2 separate regions of the Homo sapiens genome follow, and region 1 is linked to region 2. Evidence: read pairs that join two places in POLR2A ChIA-PET (ENCODE). Cell type or tissue: CD4-positive, alpha-beta T cell. All regions are shown on one strand. Region 1 overlaps SCUBE3-AS1 (SCUBE3 antisense RNA 1). Region 2 overlaps PPARD (peroxisome proliferator activated receptor delta).

Region 1 (2,500 bases), 140 kb before region 2:
ATGCACTGGCATTCTATTATGTACATTAACTTCCTATGAGTTTGATTTAATGTGACAAAACATGAACACCTTTGTGTGGACTGACCCAAAATCACACTTCTAGAACTGCAAAGCCAAGGACCATATCCATGACCTTCACACTATACCAACTTGGAGCCATCCTCTTTGACTTCTCTCATAACTCACTTCTATTCTAAGAACAACACGTCTTCCTCCTTACTTCGTAGGACATTTGCTTTGGTGTCTCAAAATAATGGATAGTCAGGGACATTGGAGTTTGGATATGCCTATATTAAGAAGTCTTCCAAGTGGGGTAAATGAAGATTTTTCCTAGGGTACGTAAGACTGCAAGGAATACCCAGGAAATAGCCTCAAATCAGTCTGAGGAGAGTTTTAAAGGAATAAATTTCCAGATCCTCAACTTCCCTATAAAATATTTTCTAAAACCAGGCCGGGTGCACTGGCTCACACCTGTAATCCCAGCACTTTGGGAGGCTGTAGCGGGCGGATCGCCTGAGGTAAGAGTTTGAGACCAGCCTGGCCAACATAGTGAAACCCCATTTCTACTAAAAATACAAAAATTAACCGGGTGTGGCAGTGCACACCTGTAATTATAGCTACCTGGGAGGCTGAGGCAGGAGAATCTCTTGAACCCAGGAAGGGGAGGTTGCAGGGAGCTGAATTGGGCCACTGCACTCCAGCCTGGGTAACAGAGCAAGACTCCATCTCAGAAAAAAAAAAAAACAAACAGCCGGGCGTGGTGGCAGGCACCTGTAATCCCAGCTACTTGGCAGGCTGAGGCATGAGAATCGCTTGAACCCAGGAGGCGGAGGTGGCAGTGAGCCGAGGTCGTGCCACTGCACTCCAGCCTGGGCAACAGGAGCAAAACTTCATCTCAAAAAACAAAAACAAAAACAAAAAAAACGGCCAGGCACAGTGGCTCATGCTTGTAATCCCCGCACTTTGGGAGGCCAAGACAGGCAGATCACAAGGTCAGGAGTTTGAGACCAGCATGACCAACAAGGTGAAACCCCATCTCTACTAAAAATACAAAAATTAGCCGGGCGTGGTGGCACGCGCCTATAATCCCAGCTACTCAGGAGGCTGAGGCAGGAGAATCGCTTGAACCCGGGAGGCAGAGGTTACAGTGAGCTGAGATCATGCCATTGCACTCCAGCCTGGGTGACAGAGCGAGGCTCCGTCTCAAAAAAAAAAAAAAAAAAAAATTCTAAAAACCAATCCATTTGGGAGCCAGCTGACATATTCATGCACATTCTCCACTCTACCACTGCCCCCACTTTCACCATAGTCCTTGTCCTACTTTACAAAAGAAAGGAATGTCTCTCCCCTACACTGAATCTTGATGCATGGTCCAGGGTGTAAAAACCTGAGGAGCTTGGAGGGAGCAATTATTTTCCACTTCATATCAAAATATTCCCATTGCAATCAGTCTTCCTATTTTATCTTATATAAAATGTTTATTATTTTCTACCTCCTAGTAAAAAGTGAAATTGCTAGCTGCTCAATTCATTATTTCTTAGCAAATACAGCTTTCCTTTCTAAAAAATACAGAAGAAAAAAATTTGTGTAACAAGATTATTAGTTATTTCTGATTTTTAGACATGATTCTCATTTAATTGTTCCCAAAAGCTGAACAACAAGAGTTTGATGAAAGCAGGCACACACATTTACCAAGGGAATATATGCCTTCTATATGACTTCTCAAAACTGATGGATTTAACTATACATTATACAGCATTATTCCTAATTATATAATGAAAAACAGTACTATCTTATTTTTACCATTTATTATGTTAATAGTAGGTCTAAATAATTTTAATCTTGACTGGTTTATCAGTGGTCCATTTTATAAGCTATAGTTAATCATTTATTTCCTAATAATTTTTATAATATTCCTCAAAATGAATGTTAACATATTTATTTGAATGGAAGAATAAAGTCAGACATGTTTCTAACAGAAAGTAGGTCTGATTTGGCTGATTGGTTTGAAATGAAAACTGGCTTTGCCAATTCCACAAATGGCAGTTGTTTTCTATACAGTGAATGAGCTGAATCTGCATTTCAGTTTAACAAAAAGTTCTTGAAGACATGTAATAATTAAAGAATTTTACCAAAAAATATTGTGTAGGCAAAGAAGTATGGAAATCAATATCTGATTAACAAAGTGTCTCTGAGTGTAAAGGTCACAGATAATTAATAATCATGTTTAATAAAACCAAAACTGAGACTCTAATAACTAAATCCTTTTGGAAGTTCAGTGGTTTCTAATCCTTTGCTTTTAACAAAATTAAAAGAAGACTCTATTTGATAGTATTAATAGATCACTCTGTGATTGTTGGCATATAATTTAGAAGTTCAAAGACTCAAAGAATATCATTGTAACAAATCTCTTCCTTTCCCAATTGTGGAAACAAGGTTTCTCAATACTCATGTCTATAAAAATAAAAAACAGGTAAAGGATTGATGTTGCACCTTATCT
Region 2 (2,500 bases):
TGGCCTTCCCTGGGAGTGCCTTTTCTAGTTTTCTGGCCCAGCTAGAAGAAAGGGCCATTACACCTACTCCAGAATCATCCCTGCTGCTCCCAAGTTGGAATATTTCTTCCTCCACAGTGGCCACCTCTTATGTGCCCTCCATCACACAGTTTGTATACTTACCTCTTCAAGGGCAGGCTGTGTTTTACTCCTTTTGTCATCTCTCCCCATAGGGGTCTAGGTCAGTGCTTTTGTACATGGTGCCTGAAACAGTCCCATAAATGATATTTTATTTGAGTGGGGCTCTCTGGCTGGAGCTACTAGGTGGAATGTTGCCATGTGGGAGCAGGGGTCATAACGAAGGCTGGCCATCAAGATGCTGGTACTTCCAAATTCCCAACAGTTATTAACTTTCAGGATTGAGGAACAAGTAATAGAAATTCCCTGGAATGCCCAAAATCATAACTTTTTCTATATCTTTCCTAACACTTTATGAGTTTTTAAATAAGGAGTGGTCATAATAATAAATGGAATTATTTTTTCTGTGATAAAATTTCAGAGGTGTTTCTGTAAAAAAAAAAGAAAGAAAAGAAAAAGAGAAAAAAAGATGTAACATTAAATGCGTGGTTTGGTGGTTTGGTTGGGCACAGTGGCTCACACCTGTAATCCCAGCACTTTGAGAGGCCAAGGCAGGAGGATGGCTTGAGCTCAGGAGTTTGAGACCAGCCTGTTAACAGAGAAAGATTTTGTCTCTATTAAAAATAAAAAAAATTAGCCAGCATGGTGGCATGTGCCTGTAGTCCCAGTTACTCAGGAGGCTGAGGCAGGAGGATCACTGGAGCCCAGGAGTTTGTGGCTGCAGTGAGCTATGATAGCACCACTCCGGGTGGTGACAGTCTTGGTGACAGAGTGAGACCCCATCTAAAAAATTAAAATAATAAAAATAAAATAAATGCATAGTTTATTGTTATTATGGACAAATATATTGTGATATATGATTGTATATATTTCATTAGCATGTAAAAATGATCTCTATCTGATATAGACATCTGATAATAGAAAATGCGGAAGAGAGCATTAACACAAAATGAATACCAAATAAAAATCACTTAATGATTTAAGAGTAATACTACACATATTTAATATTTAAAAGTTACTCTTAAAGGTTAAAACTAGAGAAAAGTTAAAAGAATAAAACAATGAATTTCTGTATTTCCTTCACCAAGATTCACCAGTTGCTAACAGTTTGGCGCATTTGCTTGATGTGTCATAGATTGTCCACATTCCATATCTGTTGGATTGTTTCCTTGTGATTAGATTCGGGTTTACGTTGTTGGTGGGAACCCACATAGATGAGGTGTGCTTCCTGTTGCTTACATCAGGAGGCACAGTGGTGCCAGTTGGCCCTAGTAAAAGTGATGCTAACTTGATTCACCTAGTTAAGTTGGCATCTGTGAAGGCTACTTTTGTATTAAGGCAGTGAACTTCGAAAGGAACTTTTCCCTGACTTTGGGAATTGCTGACAGCCATTTAGGAAAAGAGACGACTGTTTTCTCTGTCACGTGTAGCTGCAGTTAAGAAACATCCTAGTATAGTCAGACAAGCTCTGGAAGCCAGTATGTCAGGACCTGGGACCAAGCTCTACAGCCATCTCTCCCTGTGACCATAGCCAAGTCATTTCTGAGCTATGTGAGACTGTACGTATAAGGAAATAGACACTCAGAGAAGTGAAGCAGTTTGCCCAAAGCTACTCAGCTAGTGAGTGACAGAGCTAGGATTCAAACCCATTTTTGTCTGGGGACAAAGCCCTGCCCTTGTCCTTATGCCAAGCTGCCTCCTTTGTGAGGCAGCTGGTTGTTATGATTGTGGCACTGACCACTCAGATGTTGTGCTCGGAACCAAGCAGAAGAGCACCAAGCCTTATAGGCCCTGACAGGTGAGAGGGAAGAGAGAGGTGCCTTCCTTCATCCATCTGGACTGCCCTTGGAATTCCTGGGCCAATTTGGGGAACCCTGGCACCAACCCTAACATGGGCCAGTGCCAGCACCAGGTATATGCAGCCTGTACTTCCCAGTCTGGGCAGGCAAAGGCTGGAACCGCACCAGCAGCTCTCCTCTGTAACGCAGCACGGAAGTATTTATTTCAAGGGTGGCTCAGAGAAGTGAAGCAGTTTGCCCAAAGCAAACTGGTTCCTCCCCTGCATGTGGCAGGCTGTCCTGCAAGCTGGGAGGCGGGCTGTTGGACGCTCCCCAGCCACCCTTGAAATAAATGCTTCCATGCTGTGTTGCAGAGGTGAGTTGCTGGCACCGTTCCAGCCTCCGCCTGCCCAGACTGGGAAGTACAGGCTGCACATACCTGGCACTGGCCCACTTTAGGGTTGATGCATGGGATCCCCAGATTGGCCCAGGAATTCCAAGGCCAGTCCAGATGGATGAAGGAAGGTATTGCCTCAGCCTGCCTGGGTTCCTCGGGGGAGAGAGGGAGACAGGAAGCATTAATGGGGGAAAGGTGTGCCAAGCCT

The links. ChIA-PET counts read pairs that join two places held together with the same protein. Peaks named below come from ENCODE experiments on the same cell type or tissue, not always from the same donor. Only the 100,000 strongest peaks of a DNase experiment are listed, where the experiment ranks them.
Region 1: POLR2A ChIA-PET joins it to region 2 with 7 read pairs; 3 of 35 experiments call an interaction of 5 or more read pairs at or near these places.

What each region holds. Positions count from the first base shown.
Region 1 is chr6:35,253,963-35,256,462 of GRCh38, forward strand. The region is part of intron 1 of SCUBE3-AS1 (SCUBE3 antisense RNA 1); the gene reads right to left. Among named protein-coding and RNA genes, the nearest start is that of SCUBE3-AS1, 4.2 kb to the right of the region's middle. In CD4-positive, alpha-beta T cell, no CTCF peak of the experiment used is centred here; no DNase peak of the experiment used is centred here.
Region 2 is chr6:35,390,124-35,392,623 of GRCh38, forward strand. The region is part of intron 2 of PPARD (peroxisome proliferator activated receptor delta); the gene reads left to right. Among named protein-coding and RNA genes, the nearest start is that of PPARD, 49 kb to the left of the region's middle. RefSeq lists an enhancer at 1,776-2,344. In CD4-positive, alpha-beta T cell, no CTCF peak of the experiment used is centred here; a DNase peak (open chromatin) is centred at 1,348; H3K27ac peaks cover 28 bases.